Linked DNA regions of Homo sapiens: region 1 is linked to region 2. Evidence: chromatin loops called from intact Hi-C (ENCODE). Cell type or tissue: IMR-90. All regions are shown on one strand. Each heading gives the region's core, and the rest is flanking DNA. Links, peaks and the distances in the headings are about the cores only. Region 1 has its middle 18 kb from the start of DNAJC13. Region 2 has its middle 41 kb from the start of TRC-GCA6-1.

Region 1 (5,392 bases), core at 177-5,176, 210 kb before region 2:
TAAAGAAAAGTATATCTATTTAACCAAAAACAGAATAGAAGATCCACATAATACTCCCTATCAATGAGGATTCCTAACCTCATCTTAACTTCTCTTCTAATTGTAATACTATTTTCCATGTGACAGTGGTGGACTGATTACTGTATTTGCTACCTCAATTTTGTTAAACATGCTTATTTAAAAGAAAGATGTATAACTCAATAAAGAATATAATTATTTCTTTTATTCAACTGATTTTGCTCTCTCCATTTTATTTCCACTTAATGAATTTGCCTGACAATCTTGATGCACATGTGGAAATTTTGCCTTTATAGATCAAAAGCTATCTCAAGTATTGGACTATAGGTTTTTTTGTTTACTTTATTTATTTTTACAATTTCTACCTATCTACTGTGATTCAGGTACTATCATCTGGTCCCTGACTGACATAATTCACTCTTAAATATGGCTTTTAAGATTATGAGTTAGATAAAAATGTTCAGCATCATGTCTTGAACCTAGTATATTTTCAATAAATATTTGATGAATGAATACACAAATGAATGGTGTAATACTTGTTTCATATGGAAGACATGTTTGCTTTCCTACTGAGAATATGTGTATTTTCCCATCCTTTATTTATTTATTTAAATTTTTTTGAAACGGAGTATTCTGTTTCATCACAAACACAAAGATCTGAAACCCCATTTTTGAGCCATCTCTGTATATAATAAGAATCCAGCCTGCATCTGTCAGTGATAGAGAGTACAGTAAACTAAGATGTCCCTGAAGAGGCCATAGTGTTGACAAAATTCAACATGATGGTGGAGTCTACACAAACACAGGAAACAAAACTCGGCCCTTCCACACAGCTGTCCTTGCAATGACTTCGTTTTAAGTCAACGTCTCTTCATGCTGTGCATATTCCCCAATGTCTGCTTGATGAAGTACCACAATCGCCATGGGGTCTACTTTTCTGCAGTCTTGTGTAGATTTTGCTGCCACCCCAAAACCCAAAGGGATGTCTGCCATGGAGTACACCACCACTCCCCTGGTACTGAGAACTATTTTCGGTGATTCGACCCAGACTATATTTCAACACATGGTTTCCATAGAGGAAGGACTGCTCTGCACCACGCTTTATCCACACTTTATACTCGGCATAAGGTGCAAGGTAATTCAGGGCTGTGACGTGAACCGAAACTTGTGGGTCTTAGTGACTTTTCCGAAGCAGGTCCCCAGTGACACCAGCTTGTCCCCGGAGATATTGGCATCCAGCTTCACAATCTTCTCACTCACATAGTCCACCCGGTCGTTGTGCAGCCAGAAACAGTAGGTGCGGTCAGGCCGGTCCAGCAGCAGCTGAAGATTCTCCCTGATGTACTTCACAATCTTCTCAAACATGACATGGGTCTCCTCTTCAGTCAAAGGCCGCATTTTCCTGCTGGGTTGGAACACCAGATCCTCGTGTCTCAGTCTTATTTATTTATTTTTAAGAGATGGAATTTCTCCCTGTTGTCCAAGCTGGAGTATAGTAGTGTGATCATAGCCTACTGCACCCTCGAACTCCTGGACTCAAGTGATCCTCCTGCCTCAGGCTCTCGAGTAGCTGGGACTACAGGCACACACCCATACTTTTAATCAATGTGTATTATATTTGAATTGTGTTTCTTGTAAATAGCATAGAGTTGAGTCACGGTTTTTAAAAATCCATTTTGACAATTTCTTTTTTAAAAAAAAATCTCACTTTTTTGAGGTCCGACATATAAAAGAAGTTTTTACATATAACTTGTATATATAAAATGTATACTGCTTGATGAGCTTAGGGAAAATTCCTATTTTTAAATTAGTATGTTTGGATCATTTACATTCATGTTATGATTGATATGTATGGATTTAGATTAATGGTACTACAAAATTTGGCTGCTGTTATTTACTTTTCAGAGTCTTCAAATACTTGTTCTTGCCTTCTGTCCAGGGTTTGTAATTATATTCAGTGTGAGAAAAGGTGTGAAGCATGCTTACTCCTTCTTACGTGAAACTGGAACTCTGGGGATAATTATTGTTAGAGCTCCCCTTAAATCTAGGGATCAGAGTCCAAGTTTTTTAATCTTACATGAACATTTTTTTTTATCAAATCACAATCTCAAATTTGCTTTTAAAAGCTATTTTCCTCCAGCAATTAAAACAGTGCTCTCCAAAACTCCCAGGATGGGCTGCTCAGAAAACTCTTCCCAGTACACTGCTATGGTTTCAGGAGTTCCCCATAGTTCGGAGTTGCTTGAGGTGAGCATTCATGATGTTGTAGACTTTTCTAACCAGACCAAACCAAATCACTAGATGGCTAGTGTCACCAAATTATTGTATCTATTTATTTTTTTTCAACCAATGTTTTTAAAGCATTTATTATGGGTCAGGCTCTGTTCTAAGTATTGGGGATGTAGTAGTGAACAAGAAAAGGCCCTTGCTCTAGTGGGTGAGGGGGAAGAGATAAAGACAATAAATATATAGAAATATGACTGAATCAGACAGTTTAAGTTAGTGCTAAGTGATATGAAGAAATAAAATCAGGGTAATGGGCTAGAAAGTAATGGGGATGAGAAGGACAGAGTAGCCGCTTTACTCACTTGGTCAGAGAAAGCCTCTCTAGAAGGTGACATTTGAGTTGAGGCCTGAATCTTGATAATAAAAGAATCTGGTGAAGAAATGGGTGGCAGAAGGTTTCAGGAAAAGAGAAATAAAATTGCAAAGACTTGAACTACTTTTTGTTCTACCTTTCCTTCTGCATTTCTGACCACAGAATTTAAATCTGCATGAGGAAAAGTGTTTTTTTCCCCCAACAGCTGGGAACCTTAATTGAAACTCGAAGTGTGTAAACTAAACATACGAACCTCAAACCATGTAAGCTACCCCAGAATTAGACTGATATAACTCACTCCCCAATATTTTTTTCTTCAGATCAGTGATACCCAAATTCTGGCCCAATATTAAGGGAATTTGGACAGAGTTTTAGCTAGGTATAATGTTTTGAAGGAGGGAGTCAGATCATCAGATTGTTGATAAGAAATCCAGATGCACTATTCCATTCTTTCACAGAAGACACCAAAACATATTATTTGCATTTAAATCACATTTTTAAACTGCCATGAAAGCAAGCATGCAAAGACCACCTGTGGACTGTAGATGGCAGACTATACCCACAAACTAGTGGTTGAACCCTCTGAGCAACCTCAGAAACATTTGGGAAAGACTATGGGCCCCAGCTTCTTGTGTCACAATGATTATACCATGCAAAAGATCTATAACAAGGATATTTACAAATGTTGGAACAGTGGGAAGGTTCTGTATACTGATACCACTGAAGTTACCCCCTCATGGTAACGAGACATTTGAGAGGCCCTGCTCTGAGAAATACTGTTTTAGTGACTAAAACATCCCAGACTCAGCCCTATAGGATGAAAGCTAACATGTAAGTAGTACTTACAGATACTGACAATTGTCTGTGATTAAGACTGTTGAGAGAAAGCGGGTGGAGTGGGGGGTCTTTGGAGTTCTTAGTACTTTCTAGATTGAAAAACAGTATCTGGTGCACTCAAGCAGTATAGTAAGAAAAGGCGGTAAAACTTCCAAAAATGGCATCTTTATAAATTGCATGATTTTGTGACATCAGCCATTTGCTAGCCTAGGGATTCTGTTTGGTTTGGTCTTAGAAAAGTCTACTGCATGATTCTATTTTTATGACTGCCTCGAAAAGACAAAATTATAAAGATGGAGAACAGATTAGTGGTTGTCAGGAGTTATGGGCAGGGGGAGGTGGTGACCAAAAAGAAATAGCACAAGGGATATTTTGGGGGGTGATGGAACTGTTTTACATCCTGATTATGGTGGTAGATAACAGGAATCTACACGTGTTAAAATTTAGAGAATGTACACTCATACACACACACAAATTTACTCAAAATAAAATTAAAGAGTAATATAAAAGAGATTTTCCTAGTAATAATGACTTTTCCCTTCAAAAAGCCATTGAAGAAAAGCAAGAGGTTGAAGAAAAAATGCTCATGAAGAAAAGGAGCCCAAATTCTCCACTCCCTCAATCACAGTTACCAAATTTTGCTCAGGTCTCTGCCTTATTCCATCAAAAATATAGCTATTGAGTGAGTCTAAGATAAAAGTCTTCCATAGATACATCATTGAATAATATACACTTATGCTTTAAAGAGTAAATGATAGTTGTTCAGCTATGAATTAGTATTCACTTGTATCATATACAGCTGGGACCATGAACTAGGTCTTTCACAAAATGAAAAAATTTTAATTGTAATTCGTCAAAAAATTAAATTAACAAGTTAATTTAATAATAAGCAGTTTAATTAATGGACACATAATGAATATTTAGACCTGTATTCCACCAACCCATTTATCTAACTTTAATCTGTAATTAAATTTCACTAAAATTCATTAAAATTCAAAAGACATGCTCTTTTTAAGCTTCTAGTAGTACATTTTGTATTAAGGTGGTAAAACTAACCAATAAAACAATTTTGAGTTATATATTCCGATCTTATAGCAGTATACTATATTTCCTAAAACTTAAAGATTCACTTTTATTTGTTTCATTTCTTAAAATGGTATGTTCTCTTGCCAATGTGAAGCTCAAGGCAGATTTATTTCTCTTTACCTAAATGCATTCAGGGAGTTTTTAAAACAAATGCAACTTGTCTTGTTCAGAATGAATTAAATTCAGTGTTGGGAATAAGGAACCGGTTTTAGAATCCAGACCAATCACAGAATGGTGGCGTGATCCAGTGGGTCCCTTAGTCTGTTTTCCAACAGCCTATCTCCCAAATGAAAATGTGGGATGTGATTAGCGACATGTGTTTCCTCTCTACTCACAGGAGTTCATAACAAGGTGAATTATACTAATTATAATACTAACTACCACTGCACTAGGTTATTTATATATGTCATCTAACTGGATTGTCACAGACCCTTATGAAATAGATGTTGTAAGTAGATCTGTTAACTACCAGAAATTTGAAATTTTGAAGTTTAATTCCAGCTCTGAATCCTGGATGTCATGACCTTGCAAAGCTCAGGATCCTTACTTCTACTCTGCTCCAAACAAGTCTTCCTTGCTAGAAATGCCTTCACTGTGTCATCTGCTGACCTCTCTGATGATGTCAGCTGTTGGGTCTTAGTTCTTTAAGCTCCTCAGTTGCTACCATTACCCTGTAGACTTTTAATGGTCTAATAGTTGTTCCATCCAAGATGTTATTATTGCTTGAATTCACCTCCAATCACTTTATTTTCACTCCAATTGTGTCCAGAATTGGTGGGTTCTTGGTCTCGCTGACTTCAAGAATGAAGCTGTGGACCCTGTGAGTGTTACAGTTCTTAAAGATAGGGTGTC
Region 2 (5,392 bases), core at 325-5,324:
GGAAGGGCTTATAATAGTGCCTGGCATGTAATAAGCCCTCAACAATTATTAACCATTATAATTAATCACTTTTACAGTGCCTGATTCTTAATGAAGACTCAATAAATGATGCCTTACCACTACTACCAACTCATGCTACCCTGCACATACCATAGAATTTAAATGAATTCAAGTGAGAAAGTGATCCTGTAGGCTTTTGGTAATCTGCAAGGCACCAAAACAGTACAAGGGGAAAAATTCCTGGTAATAACTGCATTCATGATTTTCGAAGAAAATGAGAAAAAAATAGTAGATATGTATAAAAGCATTTTGAATATCTGACTCCTGTAAAGGGTTATAAATTGCTTAGCAGGGTTAAAAAATACATTCTCTTTGGGGAAACCTTACATTAGACATGCTGTGAAATTAAGACTTTTAGTGACATAAGAAAAACTTAAAAGTAGCTATAGAACATAGGTTTATTACATGTTGATAGACGTTCTAGAATGTACATTTTGAGACAATTCACAGTAATTATTCCTTATGTTTTCTTATTCATTATCTTAGAATTAAGAGACTATTTTTGAATTTGAAAGCTATGTAAAAAAGAGTGAGGTTCCCATTGTTTTTCATGTACCCTAATTATTCCAGAGAAAGTCAGCCAGGGGCTAAGAATATTTCATAAAAATAACCAGAAATCAGTTTGTTCTTATCTCTGCCCCCACTTGCCTAGTGGGACGTTGGTTTCCTCCAAAGGGTCCTGAAAGTCCCTGCAGCAGATCTCAAACGTGCTCTCCACTCCCCTGCCAAACCTGCTTTTAGCCTTTTTCCTCTCATGCTCTGATCTGCTGTGGAGATTTCTTCCAGCCCTGCCCTGCCACTGCCTGATGGAGTGGTTGCTGTAGAAGGCTGTTATGCCTGTCCAAAGGCTGCTGGCACTGACCTCATGTGTCCTGTAATGTCACCACAGAACCTGCTGCTGCTAATGTCCCCTTGATGGCCCAGGGAGATTATAAACAAACAAAGCTATATTTACTAACTTGTTTACTGCAGCTCTCTTTCTCCATCATTTAGACTCCAGTCTTCAGAGGTTAGGGAAAAATCTGAGAGAGAATCGCATCCTCTTCTCAGGGTCCTTCCCCCCACCCCTCTAAGCCTGGGCCCCTGTCCTTGAATCACACCCGGCCCGCCTTTTCCCCTGGGCCCTAGTATTCTTCAGACTTGTCCTGACAGCCTAAATCCCAAGGTGAACGCAATTTGGAACTATTCTTAGACCCCTGCTGCTCTATTAATAAAGCCCCAGTTGGCAATTAATTTTAAAAATCAAGCGGATCTGTTTATTTGGAAAACAACCCACCTTACAAAGAAGTTGACAGAGTTTCTAATTCCAATAGATCCTTATAATTCCCTATCAGGAAGGCTCCCAAACAGTGCACCCTGGATTGATTTTACATGAGATGCATCTCACCATGGGTTCTGGAGTCTACCTGGATTTGAATCTTATCTCTGCCATTGATTTACCTGTGCAACCTGGGAAAGGTGCTTAAGTTCTATGGAATTTATTTGTTTATAAAATAGGGATTAAGAAACCTTCTTTTCTATTTTTTAATGTCTGAAAACCATTGTTTTATAGATTTTCTCAGTTTTAAATACAGTAGACTTTATTTTTGAGAACAGTTTTAGATTTTCAGAAAAGTCGAGGAGGTAGTATAAAGTTCCCACATACCCCATACCATTTTCTCTTTTATCAATATCTTACATTAGGATGGTACATTTGTCATAATTAATGAATCAATATTGACACATTATTATTAAGTAAAGTCCATAGTTAATTTTATTTCTTTAGTTTTCCCCTAATGTCCCTTTTCTTCTTTAGGAGCCTATCCAAGATGCCGCATCACATTTAGTTGTGATGTCTCTCTAGGGTCCTCTTGGCTGTGGCAGTGTTTTGGACTTTCCTAGGTTCTGATAACCTTGACATTTCTCTTCTTCTTCTTCTTCTTTTTTTAAAATATCTTCTTTGTAGGTTGGTTGTGAGCACTAATTGCTATATTTGAAACGTTTAATAGAGAATATGGCCCATAATGAGACCTTAAAATAACTTGAAAGAAGACAAAGACCATTTTAACCTATAATAATGAGGGAGGGCTTTATTTTTGTGAATTCAAAGGAAGGACAGAAAATGGGATGGATACCTCAAGTGTACTTTAAAATGTAAAATTTTGGCTTTTAATTAATATTTGTCACAAGCAATTCATTTTCCTAGTACAAAGAATGTGAGGAGGATATTACTAGTTGAGGTGGGACAAATTAGCTAGCTGCTGTACCTTTAACCTGGGAGGTACCCATCTTAGGGTTGACAGGTGCAGCAGATAAAAATACAGGACACCAAATGAGATTTACATTTCAGGGAAACAACAAATAATCTGTTAAGATAAATATTTCTGAAATGTTGCATGGGCGTCCTGTATTTCATTTGGCAACTCTAATCCTTCTTTCTCGCCTTGGGAGATTCTGGCACCATGTGACTTTCTGCTCTGGACATTTTACCAGATGTCTTGATGATTGACTGTGTCTCCCATGTCCACGTCAAAAGATCAGTAACAGTTACCCGGATTCATATATCATGACAAAGAAAAGCAAAACCTTCTAAAACTAAACTCTGGAGTGTGGGTTATGAGCCTGCTCTGTTTAATAGATGAGGAGATACTGGCTGGAGGGCTTTTACCAGGCTCAAACCTTGAGCATCATCATAATTCTTAGTGCTTAAAAGGGCAGCTCAGAATATTCAGCACCTGCCTTTGTGGCTGAAACCAGCCCCAGGAAACACTTGATAAATAGTCATAGTTATTAATATTTGCCCCTATATCACCTAGTTCCACTGATCACCTGTAGCCATCTGTTCTAGTTCTGCTGTGTGAGAAGCTTTGATGGAAATGCCCATTAATCACAGCATCACAGCTGGCCTTTTGAGGATTGATGGCAATTAGTTGACAATATTTATTTGAGAAGCTGTATTACTTTGTGATTATATTACAGAACCATGAGTAAATCATGCTCCTCCCTACCCCTTTTCATTAATAATAAGAGCCACAGAGACATGCAGAAATTGCCACCATGTCTTAATTATCTCTCTAGGAAGCTACTTTTCCTGGACAGCAGGAACATGTTGGGAGGGGGCTGGGCAACCTTAGTCCTGGAAATTGCTCCTAATATTTCCTAGGAACATGACAGTTTGGAGCTTCCTTGGGGCCTTTAAGTGGCCACCTGCCTTCCCATAGTAATAGTAGATCCTAAGTGGGCAAGCTAGAATAATTAATAATAATTCTTAGGGGTGGGGTTATGGAGATATTGGCCAAAAGACAAGAGAAATAAGTTTAAGAGGTCTATTGTACAACTGTACAATAAATGTGATTATAGTTAATAACCTGTATTGTGCACTTAAAAATTTCTAACACAGTAAATATTGTTTTCATCACAAAATAAGTATGTAATACGTTATAATTAACATATTACAACATAATCAATTAGCTCATTATAATCAAGCTAATGCTTGATTTAGCCAGTTCAAAATATATACATTAATCAAAACATGATGTTATATACCATAAATAGATATAATCTCCATTGGTCAATTAGAAGATAAGTACTTCGAACACCTCACTGATGGAAGTTTGCAAAAGTCAATAATAAAAATTTGCACTTGTAGGGGTCCTTGCATGACTCCTTCATGCATTTTATCCCTTTGTGGCTTCATAGCAATTGCTGTAATCCCCATTGCACAGATGAGCTAAAGTGTGAGGATTTCCTGAAGATAATTAAACTTTTAGGATTGGAGTTTAGACCACCTGACTATGAAACCAGGCCACATTCTCTCTGATGTCCCTGACTTAGTTTTGTGTCCACTTTCTAGGGAGAGAAGTTTGTTTCTTCAGCACTTGAAGAACAATTTTATGATCTCAGAAGAAGGTGTCATTCCTATTTGGCCTGATATTTAGGTTAAGGCATTATGGAAATCAGCAGATATTACAAATTATCTACTCCCTGAAGCCAGTTTTTAAACAACTACCAGCACACCATTGCTAACCCACAAAACAGGGCTTATCTCTGCTCTCAGTCTATATAGTTATTATTTTCTAAAAGAACTCTTTGCTAAATTTGCACTGTTCAATATGGGAGCAACAGGCACATACGTCCATTGAACACTTGAAACATGGCTAGTCCAGATCGAGATGTGCTGTAAGTGTAAAAAACACACTGGATTTTCAAAGACTTAATACAAAAAATGCAAAATAGTTCATTAATAATTTTTAAAATGTTAATTACACGTTGAGGTAATATTTTGGATATACTTAAATAAAATAGAGTGTTAAGGCTAAGTTCATGGTTTATTTGTTTTTTTTCTTACTGTGGCTTCCAGAAAATGTTAAATTATATACATGGCTCACATTATATAGCTACTGGATAACAGTGGTTAGGCTATAAGCTTCCTGATGACAGAAACCATGTTTCCTCAGTAACTAGCACCCCATGTCTGCTACATAGTAGGTACTCAATAAATATGTGTTGACTAAATGTATGGAAAGGGGTGGAGGAAAGAAGGTGGCTATATAGGCACCTTATATGGGGCCTTATAACCCATTGAAAAGTATAACTGTTAGATTTGGAAATGTATATATAGAACTCATACATGCAGACCAAGTTTTCTGCCAGAGGTGTAACACCATCTGTGGTCTCCTTTTAGAGGGCTCCCTGCTTCTGTAAGAAAAGATTTAGTGACTGAAAACTTAGCACCTTAAGAGGGCATCTGCCCCTGCCCGTGCTCCAACAATCCCCACTGGATAGCCTTGTGCACACACACACACACACACACACACCCCAGCAGCTGCTTCTTTCTTGGTGAGTAGTAACTCCAGGTTCTACCTGACTTCCTTTTTCTTGTTGGCCTCCCTCCAGGATCCTCTCTCTTTGCCCAGCTCCCATAGGTTTGGTAATGTATTAGCATGGTCTTCTGGGATTTTGAATTAGTTAATTCCCAAGGCAGTACTGCCCCCTTAGTTGCTCCCTCAGCTTCAAATATTTCAGCTCTCAAATAAGGGAAGGGTACTGTTTGACACCTAGACCAAGCTTTGTAGGTAAAGACCATTGGCTTAAGGCGGCATCCAGGGATACTACTCAGAAAGAGGAACAAGGACAGCATACCTTCTCCATTGTCAAATGGCATTTATGCATGGAAATGCTTCCCTCCTATGGAATTGAATCTGTCTCCCAGAAACTTCCACCCATTAGACTATCTTCCTTTTCTTCCTACTCAACCTCTCATCATTTAATAAAAGTAGTCAATATTTATAGAAACATTTCCATGAGCCATTGGCTCTCTTAAGACTCTTATATCACTAATCTTATTTAATCC

The links. A loop is a pair of places that touch in the nucleus more often than their neighbours do. Peaks named below come from ENCODE experiments on the same cell type or tissue, not always from the same donor. Only the 100,000 strongest peaks of a DNase experiment are listed, where the experiment ranks them.
Region 1: a loop joins it to region 2, with 5 times the contacts of the local background. A loop is called at or near these places in 5 of 110 quality-filtered maps.

What each region holds. Positions count from the first base shown.
Region 1 is chr3:132,397,277-132,402,668 of GRCh38, reverse strand. It overlaps the pseudogene NIP7P2. Among named protein-coding and RNA genes, the nearest start is that of DNAJC13, 18 kb to the left of the region's middle. In IMR-90, for the core only: a CTCF peak has its summit at 3,158 (motif pointing right); a DNase peak (open chromatin) is centred at 3,188; H3K27me3 peaks cover 242 bases.
Region 2 is chr3:132,185,310-132,190,701 of GRCh38, reverse strand. No RefSeq gene overlaps it. Among named protein-coding and RNA genes, the nearest start is that of TRC-GCA6-1, 41 kb to the left of the region's middle. In IMR-90, for the core only: no CTCF peak of the experiment used is centred there; no DNase peak of the experiment used is centred there.